Regions from separate parts of the Homo sapiens genome. Here region 2 is linked to region 1. A link is a loop called in an ENCODE intact Hi-C map of the cell type or tissue named here. Cell type or tissue: PC-9. All regions are shown on one strand.

Region 1 (8,000 bases):
GTTTCTGTGATGAATCACATTTATTGATTTGTGTATGTTGAACCAACCTTGCATCCCAGGGATAAAGCCTACTTGATTGTGTTAGATAAGCTTTTTGATGTGCAGCTGGATTCAGTTTGAAGCACTTTGTTGAGGATTTTTGCATTGATGTTTATTAAGGATATTGGCCTGAAGTTTTCTTTCTTTGTTGTATCTCCGCCAGCTCTTGGTTTCAGGATGATGCTGGCCTCACAGAATGAGGTAGGGAGAAGTCCTTCCTCCTCAATTTTTTGGAATAGTCTCAGTAAAAATGGTATCATCTCTTCTTTGTACATCTGAATGTATCAGCTGTGAATCCATCTGTTCCTCAGCTTTTTTTGGTTGGTAGGTTATTTATTCATAGCACTTTATTGTTCTGTTCAAGGATTCAGTTTCTTCCTGGTTCCATCTTAGGAGGATGGATATGCCCAAGAATTTATCTATTTATTTTAAATTTTCTAGCTTATATGCATAGAAGTGTTCCTAATATTCTCTGATGGCTGTTTGTATTTCCATGGGGTCAGTGGTAATATCCCCCATGTTGTTTCTGATTGTGCTTATTTGAATCTTCTCTATTTTCTTCTTTTGTTAGTCTAGTTAGCAGTCTATTTTATTCATTTTTGCACCAAAAAAACAGCTCCTGGATTCATTGATCTTTTGAATGGTGTTTTTTTTTTGTCTCTATCTTCTTCAGTTTAACTCTGATTTTGGTTATTTTTTGTCTCCTGCTAGCTTTGGGATATGTTTGTTCATGGTTCTCTAGTTGTTTTAGTTGTGATGTTAGATTGTTAACTTGAGATCTTTCTAACTTTTTGATGTGGGCATTTAGTACTATAAATTTCCCTCTTAACACTGCCTTAGCTGTGTCCCAGAGATTCTAGTATGTTGTATCTTTGTTCTCATTTGTTTCAAAGAGCTTCTTGATTTCTGTCTTTATTTCATTATTTACCTAAAAGTCATTCAGAATTAACTGGGTGTGGTGACACATGCCTGTAATCCCAGCTGCTCAGGAGGCTGAGTCAGGAGAATTGCTTGAACCCAGGAGGTGGAGGTTACAGTGAGCTGAGATTGCACTACTGAACTCCAGCCTGGGGAACAGAGCGAGACCCTGTCTCAAAGAAACAAACAAACAAACAAAAACAAAAGTCATTCAAAAACAGGTCATTTGATTTTCATGTAATTGTATGGTTTTGAGTGAATGTCTTAGTCTTGATTTCTAATTTGATTGTGCTGTCCAAGAGACTGTTTGTTATGACTTCAGTTCTTTTACATATGTTGAGGAGTGTTTTATTCTGACAATGTGATTGATTTTAAAGTATGTGCCACTGGCAATGAGAAGAATGTATATTCTGCTGTTTTTGGGTGGTGAGTTCTGTGTGTCCATAGGTCCATTTGATCCAGAGCTGAGTTCATGTCCTGAATATCTTTGTTAATTTTCTCTCTCAATGAAGTGTCTAATATTGTCAGTGGGGTGTTAAACTCTCCCACTATTATTAGGTGGAAGTTTAAGTTTCTGTGATGGTCTCTAAGAACTTGCTTTATGTATCTGGGTGCTCCTGTGTGCTCCTGTGTGGGAACATATATATATATTTAGGATATATATTTAGGATATATATTTAGAACATATATATTTAGGATATATATTCAGGATAGTTAGGTTTTCTTGCTGAATTGAACCCTCTACAATTACATAATGCCCTTGTCTTTTTTTTTTACTCTTTTTTGGTTTAAAGTCTGTTTTGTCAGAAACTAGGATTGCAACCCTGCTTTTTTCTGTTTTTCATTTGCTTGGTAGATTTTTCTCCATCCCTTTATTTTGAACCTATGTATGTCATTGCATGTGAGATGGGTCTCTTGAAGACAGCATACCAATGGGTCTTGGTTCTTTATTCAGCTTGCCACTTTGTGTCTTTTAATTAGGACATTTAGCCCATTTATATTTAAGGTTATTATTGATATGTGTGGATTTGAACCTGTCATAATGATGTTAGCTGGTTATTTTTCAGAGTTGTTTATGTGGTTGCTTTATAGTGTCACTGGTCTTTGTACTTCAGTGTGTTTTTCTAGTGGCTGGTAAAGGTCTTTCCTTTCCATAATTAGTGCTTCCTTCAGGAGCTCTTGCAGGGCAGGCCTGGTGGTGACGAACTCCCTCCGCATTTGCTTGCCTGAAAAGGATCTTATTTCTTCTTCAATTATGAAGATTAGTTTGGCCACATGAAATTCTGGATTGAAATTTCTTTTCTTTAAGAATGTTGAATATTAGCCCCCAATCTCTTCTGGCTTGTAGGGTTCAACTGAGAGGTCTGCTGTTAGTCTGACAGGCTTACCTTAGTAGGTGACCTGGCCTTTCTCTCTAGCTGCCTTTTAACATTTTTTCTTTCATTTTGACCTTGGAGAATCTGATGACTATGTGTCTTGGGGATGATCTTCTGATGGAGTATCTTACTGGGGATCTCTCCATTTCCTGAATTTGAAAGTTGGTCTTTCTAGCTATGTTGGGGAAGTTCTCATGGATGATATCCTAAAATACGTTTTCCAGGTTGGTTCTGTTCTTCCCATCTCTTTCAGGTACACCAATCAGTCATAGGCTTAGCCTCTTTGCATGATCCCATATGTCTTGGAGGTTTTGTTCATTTTTTTTTCCACTCTTTTTCCCTCTTCTTGTCTGCCTGTCTTATTTCAGAAGGACAGTCTTCAAGCTCTGAGATTCTTTCCTCTGCTTGTTCTATTCTGCTATTAATAATTGTGATTGCATTATGAAATTCTTGTAGTGTGTTTTTTCAGCTCTGTCAGACTGCTTATTTTCTTCTCTATACTGGCTATTTGTCTGTCAGCTCCTGCAATGTTTTATTTTATCTTTCACTTCCTTGCACTGGATTATAGTGTACTTCTGTAGCTCAGTGAACTTTGTTCCTATCCATGTTCTGAATTCTACTTCTGTCATTTCAGCCATCTGAGCCTCAGCCAAATTTTGAACCCTCACTGGAGAGGTGATGCAGTCATTTGGAGGAAAGGAGGCACTCTAGCTTTATTAGTTTTCAGCATTCTTGTGCTGATTATTTCTCATCTCTGTGGGCTTATCTACCTTCAAACTTTGAGGTTGCTGACCTTTGGATGGGTTTTTTTTTCTTTTATCTTATCTGATGACCTTGAGGGTTTGATTGTGATATAAGGTGGATTCAGCTAACTGGCTTCATTTCTGGAGGATTTTAGGGAGTGAACTTTCAGCTCCCAACTCCTGGACTGCATGCTGTAATTCTGGGGGACTTGTATTGAGCCCCGACTTTGTTTTCTGGCTCCTTGAGGTTTGAAGTTTACTATGCCAGGGGGACCAAGGTGACCAAGGTGCAGCAGCCACAACCAAGTGTTAGTGGGTATAGGGGTGCCTGCCTCCCTGTGGGCATTCACCACAGTGGCAGATGCAAGGCAGTTGGAGGGGGAGCGGGTGGTGCCCCGATGGAGACTGTATGCTGTTGCACAGGATGTGGTGTTGGTTTGGGATGGGGTGCTGACCACCTGCGTGGGAGGATCCCCTGTTCTCTGTGCACCATTAGCACAAAAGCAGGGTGCTGGCAGGGATGGGGCTTGCTGGCTGTATGCTCACCAAGGCTCCTTTTGCAATGCTGGTCGACAGGAGTCAGAGGAAATATTGCACTCCCATGTACTGGTGGGGCAATTAAAGCAAAACCCGCCTGTACAAACTTGTGCCAGCAAAGTGATGTGGGGAAATGCCATGGGCACAGGGGAAGCTGCAGTCTGGGGAGAAAATGTGAGGGCTGGTGCATGGCCTTAGGGGTTGCCTTGCTGGAACTCTTCACTGGTCAGGCATGGTTCACTAGCACAGAAGCTATCTATGGTATGGGCCCCCAGGGCACCCAAGACTTCCTTGTAAGTAGGCGTGGCCAGGCTGGGGCCCCAAGAGAGGCCAGCAGACTAAGGAGTTCTCAGGTCAGACCAGCCCTATCTGATGTACAAGACTTCCCCACAGAGATCAGGTTTGATAATTCCCCAAGGGCTAATGTCTTTTATGGAGCAAGTCGAGCCTAGGGGGATGGCCATCCCTGGCCACTTCCCAACTACAAACTCTCCTGCACCAAACCCTCTGGGCACAACATGAGCTGGCTTGCTGATCCATCACTTTACTTGTCTCCTGGGGGCTCAACCCCAGAAAGACACAGGTTAGCAATCGCTCAGTGTAATCAGCCCTGTTCTGTGCTGTGGGCCCAAGCCAGGGGTTCCCTCTCTGGTGACAAGAATTGTGGGTATGTGGGACCCTACTGTGGGAGATGGACTTGCCTTGTCTCTTTGGTTCGACTGCAGCCTATTGGAGGTGTGGACAAGGTACTTAGGGTCTTCGCTCCTTTATTAATTCAAGGGTAGCAAGAATGTTTCCACTGCAGAGGCAGTGGCAGAGAGGCTTTCACTTGCCTCTAAAGGCTCTGTCTGGGGAGCTGCTGAGTTGCTACTGGCTCAGTCACTCTGGCAGAAAGTGGCTAGAGGCCCAGACCTGGAGGACCTGCCTGGTAAGGAGACAGGGGAACAGGTATCCATGTAACAGTCTGGCCACTTTTCCTTAGGGCTGCTGTGCTATGCTGGGGGTCTACTCCAGTCCCTAGTCACCTCAGATTTTCTAGTACCTGGAGATATCATCAATGAAGGCTGTGAGACAGAAAAGATGGCAGCCTGCCCCTCCCTCTGGGAGCTCTGTCCCAGGGAGGTATGGGCCTGTTGTCAGCACAAACACACGTGTAGGAGGTAGCTGGAGACCCAAGTTGGGAGGTCTCACCCAGTCAGGAGAAATGGGGTCAGGGACCCACATAAAAAGGTAGTCTGGCCATGTTTTTGTAAAGCAGCTGTGTTGTGCTTAGGGTCCTCTTCAGCCCCCAGTCACCTCAGACACTCTGAAGCCTGAAGGCTGGAACGGCTAAGTCACCCAAACAGCAAGGATAGAGGCCCACCCTTCTCCCTGGGATCTCTGTCCCAGGGAGGCCTGAAACCTCTGTCAGCTGGAGAAGACTGGTGGGGATAGGTGGAGACCCATTAGGAGGGTCCACCTAGCGATGAGGAATGGGATTGAGGCCTGCTTTAGAAAGCAGTCTGGCCACATTTTTGTAGAGCAGCTGTGCTGTGCTGGGGTACCACTTCTAACCCTGGTCAGCTTGGGCTCTCCAAAGCCTGAAGGCTGGAAAGGCTAAGTTGCCCAAACAGCAAAGATGGTGGCCTGCCCCTCCCTCTGGGAGCTCTGTCCCAGGGAGTCTTTAAATCTCTGTTGGCCAGAGAACACTGGTGCGGGTGGCTGGAGGCCCTGGTTGGGAGGTCCCACCTACTGAGGAGTAACGGGATTGGGGACCCACTTAAAGAAGCAGTCTGACTATGTTTTGGTAGAGCAGCTGTGCTGCACTGGGGGAATCCCTTTTGCTCTCAGTTGGTTTGGACTCTCCAAAGCCCAAAGGCCATAATGGCTAAGCCACCCAAACAGCAGAGATGGCGGCCTGCCCCTGCCCCTGGGAGCTGAGTCCCAGGGAAGCACAATGCTGTTACCAATGGCTGGCTGGAATTCCAAGCCAGCGTGTCTTATCCTGCAACATAAGGTTCTGTTCCAAGCAGAACCTGCAAACCATCACTGCTCAGCCCCTTGGATTCAGCCTTTTTCCTAGGGGTATGTACAGGGGTCTAACCTCCCACTTTGACAAAGTTGCAGCTAATTTTGCTGGGATGCCCAGAAAGCCAGAGTATTTAAAGCTCCCGCGTCTCCATGCATGCATGAGTGGCTCCTTTGCTGAGACAGATAGCTCTTTGTGTCAAACTGAAGGCCCTGGTGGGCTGGGTTCATGAGGGGACCTCCTGACCTGAGAGTTGCAAAGATCCATGGGAGAAGCATGGGTTTCCAGGGTCGCACATTCTTTTACTGCTTCTCAGGGCAGGGGAGCTTCTCTTTGGCTCCCTGCGTGGGCCTTCACCCAGCCTTGCCTTTCTCCATTCTCCTTGGTCTGAATTGTTTCCTTGATTAGTTCCAATGTGAGTACCTAGATGTTTCAGTTGAAGGTGTTGTATTTACTTACCTCTTCTGTTCCTCTCCATGAGAGGCACACACATTAACTACTTCTAGTCGGCCTTCTTGGCCACTCTTCCCCAACCCCACTATTATTATGTTGCTGTCTATCTCTTTTCTTAGGTCTAGTGAGTTTTCAAAAAATCACCTCATTAACATAAACTCAGATGTGGTTAAAAAGGGATTATTATGAATAATAGAAAATGCTCCTTTACCTTTATTGCTCTTATCACTTAGGAAATTCTAAGTGTTTTAGAAACTCTGCGCCAGAAATGGGACAAAGACCAAATGTATATTTTTTAAATTATAAATCACAATATCACTGTGTCTAACTAGGCTTAGAATACTTGTACTTTATACTTACCTGGTCCAATTTGCATAATGTTATATTCTCTTTCACTGTAGACAGAGTGACATTCTGCAGAATGTAAAGATGATTATGCATCCTGTGTACTGTATTATGAAAGAGACAGACAGCAAGCAATTTAACATAGCCTGGTCCATGATCATAGCCCGCTGCCCTTCCTATGTAAGAGCATAATGATTTATTTATTGTATTTATTGATGGGGATTGCCATATATATATATAAATACATATATATATATATAAATACATATATATATATATATATATATATATATATGCCAGATCAATAGATATACACTAAGTATCATATGTTGTGTTCATGTGTTCAAATAAAAACAACACATCCACATTGCAGCTGCAATGGAGGCCACCCGGTTAAGTCTGTGGTAGACCATTGCCAGCCATAGAGTTTTTGCAAAAGCCGTTCAAATGAATTAAATGGGAATGTCAGGATAACCATCACACGTAAATTTTTGAGGAGGGTACTAAACCTTGCAATTCTACTCAGAATATGGTTTTGTTTCTGAAGTCTCAGAAGTGAGAAATTCTATGGGCATTCTCTTGTTTTTTCTTATCCTATGCTATCCGATTCTCTTGTTTTTTCTTATCCTATGCTAAGTCGTTAGTATATGCTAACGACTCATTCTACAGGCCAAGAAACCAATATAAAAATTTTGTCAGCTGCAGAATGTATCCACCCCAGTTCAGCACTTAGAGATCAAGGAAATAACCACAGAGTGTCTTGGACTTGGGCTTTAGAGTCTTTTTTATCACCTGTATCTACTTCAACCCATACCCTAACTGGGGAGTCATGCTTCCTTTTATGTCTCCAGGTTATCAATGACAAATTATATGTTGAGGCCCTGAAAAGGTCTAGGTAATTTCCCTACCTTTTGCACAACTATTCTGGTAAATGGTTTGAGGTCCCCTTGGAGAAAGATTGGTGGAGTATTTTATTGTACATGCTTGCTGCAGCGTTGCAGTCTCTCCCTTAAACACAGTCACCTCAGAAAAATAAGTCACCATGTTCAGCCCCCACACCCAGGAGGAAAGGAATTAAGATCTACCTCTTGAAGGCAGAAGTATCAAAAACTTGGTAGGCAAACTTAAAACAAACAAATTGTCTGATTTTAGTTGTTTCAGAAAATATCCCAAAGGTACTCTTTAATGTATATACTCTCTATTATCCTGTTTGTTGTTTTATTTCTCCTAGAATTTATGGAAACAGCACAAATAAAGTAAACTCCTGACTTTTTCTTTTTGGCTGGATATTACACTTTTTGTATGTTTAGAATAGATTATTATTTCCAGCAGGATCACCAGATTATTTCAGGAGGAAATAATCTATTTTAAACTTAGATACTCCAATAACCAGATCAATGTTTTAAAATTCTAGTTGTCAAGGTGTTTTTGTTATTGTTTATTTTATTTTTGTCAATCTCTCTGCAGCACACTTAGCCTACTAAACAGAGTCTCCAAGTAATGACCCAGCCATCTGTATATATATTTTAAAACTTCATACTTAATTTTTGCTGTACTTGGTTGAAAACTGTTGGAGTTTAT
Region 2 (8,000 bases), 64 kb before region 1:
GTATGTCTTCTTTGAAAAATATCTGTTCATGTCCTTTGCCCACTTTTTGATGGAGCTATTTGCTTTTTTCTCGTTGAGTTGTTTGAATTCCTTGTAGATTCTGGGTATTAGTCCTTTGTTTGATGCATAGCTTGCAAATGTTTTCTCCCATTCTTTAGACGTCTGTTTACTCTGTTGATTATTTCTTTTTCTGTGCAGAGCTTTTCGTTTGTCCCATTGGCCTATTTTTGTTTTTGTTACACTTGCTTTTGAAGTCTTAGTCACAAATTCTTTGCCTAGGCCAATATCCAGAAGAGTCTTTCTTTTTGAGATGGAATCTCGCTCTGTCACCCAGGCTGGAGTGCAGTGGCAAGATCTCTGCTCACTGCAACCTTTGCCTCCTGGGTTCAAGCGATTCTCCTGCCTCAGCCTCCTGAGTAGCTGGGATTACAGGTGTGCGCCATCATGCCCAGTTAATTTTTGTATTTTTAGTAGAGACAGGGTTTCACCATTTTGGTTAGGCTAGTCTCAAACTCTTGGCCTCAAGTGATCTGCCTGCCTCGGCCTCCCAAAGTGCTGGGATTGTAGGCATGAGCCACTGCACCCAACCCACCCTATTTAAATTTCTAATTCGACTCTCACCCACTCAGTCTTCATTTCCCTATTCTACCTTCACTTCTTTCCTAACACTTTTCTCCTAACACTTTTCTTCTTCTACATGCTTAGGAATAATTCATATATTATTTAAAAATGTTCCTTTCATCACTGCAAAGTAAATTTCACGTTGCAAAGAATCTCTATCTGCTTTGTTCACTGATTTAGCCAAAGCACCTAGAACAGTGCCTAACTCAGTAGAATCTCAATAAAACAAATGAATTCTTTGACTCATACTTCAGAAATGAGATTTTGTCCTTTGTACTGCGCATCATTTTTTCCTCACTGAAATGTTTCTGCATGATTTACAATGTTTTCTTAAGCCTCGATGAACAGATATAGCTACACCTAAATTTAGTTCTATTCAGGACAACTTTTCTTTTTTTTTTTTTGGTCATAGCCATATGTAAATATATCTAGTTTCTGCAGTTGTCTGAAACAGCTGTCCACCTTATGTGATAGTGAGGAAATAAGAGTGGTAAAGCTATGGGAAATTATGTTTCATTTTCTGGTGGTGATATATAGATTCTTTCCCTTGGGAAAACTTCAAGAACACACCTCTCCATGATTTTATGCTAGTTGGCTCTCCATCACTGATAGTGAAATATGACAACAAAGTTGATAGATGCAAAAATCAAAGTAACTTGCTAAAATTTCTTTACATAATCAAACACAAACTGACAGATTGGGTATAACCATCTCATTTACTAGAGGCTGCAATGCCCAAGAATGAAACAGTTGAGAATAAAATAAAATCATCTTGCCCATTTTCCGAAGACAACTGACCCTATCATTTTGCATGGCTGAGAATTGTTTGTGAGAGTGGCAACTCATTCAAAAATGAATGAGCTTTGCACAATAGTCTGGTTTGCTGGCTTTAAATAACTCACTATTTTGCTGTAGGAAGTGCATCACTTTGGGAAAAGTCATACAATAATATTATAAAACTGTCCTTGATAGGTTTTATTTTAAAATCTCTAACAATGGAACTGAATATTCGAAATTCTAGCATCATCCTGTACAAATGACAGAATATCAGAATATCTTGTTTCTCTCTCTATATATATACACATATACGTATATACATATACGTATATACATATACGTATATACATATACGTATATACATATACGTATATACATATACGTATATACATATACGTATATACATATACGTATATACATATACGTATATACATACATATATACACACACACTGTCTTAAATTACAGAGCAGTGGGGATGTGGAAGAAAAGTCAATGGGCTCAGTAGGAACTGCAGTACTTGCTCATGCAGGTATGTTTAATGTTGTATTTTGTTCAACCAAAGTATTCAACTAGAAATGAGAAAAAAGTCTCATTTCTGAATGTCAGTTAAATTTATTTAAAAGATGATATAATTTCTACAATAAAGTGAAAATAATTTAGACCACTTTCTTTTAAATGAATTGTCTATCTTGAGATATTGAGCCTAATGAGAAAAAGTGTGTCAATGATTTTCTAGAATTGTATCAGCATATGTATTATAGAGAAATATTTTATTGATTAAGAACCACTTTTAGGCAGATTAAAAAATCACAACCGAATTTTATTTTATTCACTATATGTTATTGACTAGTTGAAAATTTATAAATTTGTGAAAAAAGTGACTTTTAGACTGTGTCAGTTAATGTACATTCAGAATGGTCTTCTGTACTTCATAAATATGGCCATTTGGTAATCATACAGATAACACTAAGTTGTGGCATTTCCAAAAGTATTTCTAAGGCTACAGGGTATGTTATTGTATAACAATTATTTGTAACTTAGCTGGTAATTCATGCTGTGTTTAAGGTAAGCAGAATAATCAATCACTTTTTTAAAAATGGCATGTACTTTTAAATGAAACTACATATTAAAAGTTAATATTTTCCCTTGAAAGCCTTTAAAAAGGTGTCTGTACCATCCTTGCTTTATGTAGTGACTTCAGTCTTCTATGTAAAGGTCCAGTATAGTCAATTACAGCATTAAGAGGAAAATTCCTAAAGAAAAGCCTATCTACTTAAAATCTCATTTATTATTTGGAACTCTATTGCAAAGTTATTTCAAAAATAAATTATTGAGCCCCATTCTCACAATAATTCTAGGTCATAGTTCACAATAGTCATTTCAGTCTTGTGAGATTAGATCATGTTACAGAGCCAAATATAGACATTATAACAGCATGTTCACATCCGCTGATGGTGTCCTGAAATAATCTCTTCCTTCCAAATTGTGGTCATCGCTAATATTAGTTTCTGGGTCAAGGGGTACCAAGAGAATTTTAACAAGATATGCATCTGTTTCTTTGAAATAGATAATGTTACAAATAATTAAATATTTAAATTTATACTTAATTCATACTTAGATACTCATAAATTATTTTATTTTTAATAAGAATAAGTAAGGAATCCTGTTCTACATTTTTAAATCTGAAAATATTAAAAAGAATTTTAAATCTACCCAATATTTATACATGTAACTGAACTTCAATTGAACACACACAAGGCTTGATTGCTCATTTTGGATGACTTGTTCAAACAGGCAAAATGAGATTACAACATTGTGACTTGTAATCACACATAAGATTTTTTTTTGTAGGTGGTCTTAAAAATCACATAATTGTATAGTAGAAAGAAACCTTAGAAATCAACCAGCTATGCACATCTCTTCAGTCTATGCGTGAGAAAAATGAATCCAATAGAGATTATGATAATCATCCAAAGTTTCAGATCTGTCTTCAAACAAAGAAACTATGTATTCTGACTCTTACTAAAGCTGTGTCATATCGCTTTCTTTTTTAAGTAGGCACTGATAAATACCAAAATGGTTTCAACACTTTAGAAATTATTTTAAATGCATTTTTTATAAATTAGTATGAGAGCGGTGTACTTTTTTTGTTGGTTTGTTTTGAGACAGAATCTAGCTCTGTTGCCAGGCTTGAGTGCAGTAGCATGATCATGACTCACTGCAGCCTTGGCCTCCTGGCCTCAAGCAATCCTCCTGCCTGTCTCACAAACTGCTGGAATTACAAGCATGAGCCCCTACACCTGGCCTTGAAAGCAGTGTACTTTCAGAGGCATACTGGTATTGCTGTGTCAGCTTATCATTCACAGGTAGACTGTTGGTATAAAAGATTTTTAGGGTAGTCTCTTTTGAGCCAACTTAATTTTGTTCCATGTATTATTTCTCCTTTTTATGGAGTGACATCAAAATTCTCTGTCCTTTGCACATGACAGCCCATCACATAGCTGGATTCATCATGTTTTGGAACTAAATAGATATGAGCTTGCACTCATCTCTGACTGTGACTAAGTGTCTTGATCAAATTTGGTCTCACTGAAAGTCAGTTTCCTCTATTATAAAATTGGGCTAAAACTTGGGAGGATTAGATCACAAATATAAATTACCTAGAACATACACTAATATATAGTGAGCTTTAAGTATTTTCTATTATTTGAAGAATGTGCTCATATCCTTTTAAAGAAATATTTCAAGTATAATATGATCCACTCCTTTACTCCTTTCTTGTGGAACATGATTTTTAGATTATTTGTCCTCTGAACCATACCCCATGTAAGAGCCAATGTCTTTCCGAAATGCAGTACTGAAAATTATGCTGTAGATACCAGATTTATGAACAGCACTGACATTCTGCCACCTAGACCTGCCTCACTCCTGGTGGGCTTGTTTATAAATAAGTAATTTTCTTAATAAAGACCATGATTAGTTTGCCTCCTTTTTTTTTTTTGGCCTACACTCAGCTTGTGGTAATTAAAGTTTTTCTACTTTTTTTCACATCTCTTACCAAACAGATCCTCCCACAAACCACGTGTATCTAATTGATTTTGAACCTCAATAAAGATATTTATTAAATTCCATTTTGCTTATTTGCGGCAAGCATTTCTGCTAGTAGAGGTTATTTGGAAGTCTGACTTGGTTTTGTCACTATATCCTTCCAAACTGAATCTCAAGTTTGAAATGCCTGCTTTATCCCCCTTCACCAAAATCCCTGATAGGAGTATTGAAGAGAAGGTCAAGGGCAGGAAACTATGTCATACTCTAGGGTCTATTCTGTTAACAGGAAACCTATTAATCATAAGTCCTTGTTCACTATCTCTAGTGAACAATGCTAAATGTTGGCCATTAGGTATGATAGTTACTGAAGGTTTTTGTACCTACAGTTTATCTGACTAAGGAAATTCTCTTCTATTTCTACTTTAATTGGTGTTTTTTCAATCAGGAATTGATAAGGAATTTTATTTAATTATTTTTTGGCACCTCCTGACATTCTTTTGATTTTTCTCTTTTAATTTGATAATGTAGTAAATAATGTTAATGATTTTCTAGTAGTATTTTAAACATGCATTGTTGGGATAATCCATCTTCCCCCAAAAGTCCCCCCAACCTTTTCTCTTTTTGCATTTTATGTATTGCTGGCATTGGTTGGCTAATATTTGGCTTTGGTTTTTATATTTATGTCTGTGAGGATGATTGACCTGCCATTGTCTTTGTCAAATTTTGTTGTCAAAGTTGTCAAATAATAAATTGAAAAGAATTTTCTAAAAATGTTTATGTAATTTTGAAATGCTCTGCCCATGGACTGTTTGATAGAATTCCCTTATAAAGCAATATGAATAAATTTGCAGATAAATTTGTACATTTTCTTTTGCCAAAAAAACACATTGTTTATTTTTCCCAAACTTTTTATTTTGATAATTAATTTAAAAACTTACAGAAGTTCAAGAATATAGTGTTATGGAAGCCCGCATTTTATACCCTTCCCCTTTCTGAATTATTTGTCCTGTTTGCTTTCTTTCTCATATGTATGTATACATTTACATATACATATATGAACATAGTTTTATGTTTTGTTTTGCTGAATCTTTATTAGACATTTTACCCATAAATATTTTGAAATGCATCTTCTAAGAATAAGACAATTTTTCTACAAAACCAAAATACTATTTGCATGCTTAAGAAAATTTATATTAATTCTAAATGTTATCTAATACTATATACTCCATATTCAAATTTATCTGATTGTTTCAAAAAAATGTTTCCCATACCTTTTTTGTTTCTTGTATTCATGATCCAATCAAGTTTCACACTTTCTTTTGTCGTTATGCTTTTTAAGCTCTTTTAATTTATAACATTTTCCTTGTAATATTTTTGTTATTTTGTTTTGTTGACATTGGCATTTTTCTAAAGTCTAAGACAATTTTCTAAATATATTCAATTATCTGTATTCTCTGATTAGATTCAATGTAAATATTTTAGATGAATATTGTATAAATAATGTGGATTTTCAGTTTGTCATATCAGTAAACATATGGTGTCAGATATACTTATATGACTACAAGTACCTATTTCTGTGATACAGAAAAAATAAGCATCATGAATCTGTAAAATTCCTCATCAGCCAAACTAAGTATGTTTCATTCATGAGAAAGAATATTGTAGCTATATACTATCTTTCCTTTTTAATGATCTTTTATTTAGATATTCCAACTTTCCATTTTATACTTATTTTTAAAATATCTGATAATATTTATAGTGCCTATAGTTACCAATAATGTACTGGATACTTAAAAATTCACTAAGAGGGTAGATCTTATGTTAAGTGTTCTTATAATAATAGTGACAATAAATAAGAGGACAGGAAACAACTTTTATAGGTGACGGAGAAGTCTACTGTGTGGATTGTGGTGACGATTTCACAGGTGTATACTTATCTCCAAGCTCATCAAGTGGCATACATTAAATATGTATAGCTTTTGCATATCAAGCATATCTCAATAAAGTGGTTTAAAAATGTTATATGAGCTTTCTTGGATTGTGAGAAGCATTTTAACAGATATTTCATTTTTCTTTTCTTATTAACATACCTTTTAGGCTAAAAAATGACAACACTAAAATACAAAATTACATGATTTTTCCCACACAGGTCTGTTGCAGATATTTGTCTAAGTGTTCATTAATTGTGGGAATAGTCATGTATACTATTTTTTAGTATAAATACATATTGCAACAACGATTTTTAAAAAGGCCTTGGTTAATCACATGGTTTGCCTATACTGATATCTGGACAAAGGAAAATATAAAATAAGGAAAATGGAGGATTGAATTTATCAAGCATGTAGTTCTTACTAGAGTTATCCCTCCTAATTTTCAGACCCATATGTTGATCTAATAGATATCCATTTGGTCCTGCTAAAAAAAAAAAACATAGGTTTGAATATCCTAAATTATCATCCCTTTCCCTTTTCCCCAGCCTCATATTTATCCTGCATTTCACATACCAGTGAATAACATAATCAACCATAACCAATTCCACCCCAATCACTCCTCTCATTTACCGTCCACATGCAGTCTGCCACCAAGTTCTGTCACTTTGTCTCCTAACATTCCTCAAATCTTATTTTCAAACTTAAAATTTCTGCATTAATTCAGAATTGCATCAAGAATTTGCACAATAGTAACAGTTTCCTAATTGTCCTACCTACCTTTATCCTCCTCATTAAATCTTTGAGCCATAGTATAGCCAGGGTAGTCTTTATTTTTTTTAAAAAAAGCCAAGTACTATCATTTTAGTTACATAGTTAAAAAACCTATCAATATCATCTTATTGACTACAGATACAAAATAAAATTCCTATGCAATAACATATAAATGACTTTCTTCTAGCTCATTTCTACATGCAAAGGTATACCTGTGTTCTAGCCACCATGAACAAATCACAAGAATATTTTAGATTCTGATTCTGTCATTCTTCCATTCACCATACATGCATTCTTTCCTGTGCCATAATTCAATAAAGAACAAAAGCAGATATGTTCTTTGTTCTCATAGAAATTAGAATGCAGACATTAACTTAAAACTGACACATACAAATAAAAGGCTTTGCTTGGCTGTAAATAAACATTTGATATTTGGAAACCAAACTATATTCTTAAGTTGTCATTTTCTTCTTATCTATATCATGAAAGTAATATCTATTTCATAAGATTTTCTCATAGATTAAAGCAATAACAGAAGCAGTAAAGAGAAAAATATGAGATTTATGCCAATAGAGATAGAGCTAAAACTAAATCTTGTGACAACATTGACTTTTGGACAATGGAGAGGGAATAGTCATAAAGCTAAGGAGGATTGAAATATCAAGTGGATATAATGGGAAAGGACATAACAAGGCACCTCATGGAAAACATAAAGATACATGGGCAGCAAAGTAAAGTTGGGAAATTATTTTGAGATCTCCCAAAGTGTGATCAGGTCACTGACAGATACAAGGAATTTATGAATATGGGTCAACAAATTGAGCAAAAGAAAGAATTTTAGAGTCATATC

Evidence for each region. Peaks named below come from ENCODE experiments on the same cell type or tissue, not always from the same donor. Only the 100,000 strongest peaks of a DNase experiment are listed, where the experiment ranks them.
Region 2: a loop joins it to region 1, with 6 times the contacts of the local background. A loop is called at or near these places in 3 of 110 quality-filtered maps.

Annotation. Positions count from the first base shown.
Region 1 is chr7:80,560,224-80,568,223 of GRCh38, forward strand. No RefSeq gene overlaps it. Among named protein-coding and RNA genes, the nearest start is that of GNAT3, 52 kb to the left of the region's middle. In PC-9, no CTCF peak of the experiment used is centred here; a DNase peak (open chromatin) is centred at 3,898; H3K27ac peaks cover 533 bases.
Region 2 is chr7:80,495,842-80,503,841 of GRCh38, forward strand. All of the region lies in intron 1 of GNAT3 (G protein subunit alpha transducin 3), which reads right to left. All of the region lies in intron 2 of LOC107986812 (a long non-coding RNA gene), which reads left to right. Among named protein-coding and RNA genes, the nearest start is that of GNAT3, 12 kb to the right of the region's middle. In PC-9, no CTCF peak of the experiment used is centred here; a DNase peak (open chromatin) is centred at 3,590; H3K4me3 peaks cover 336 bases; H3K27ac peaks cover 2,165 bases.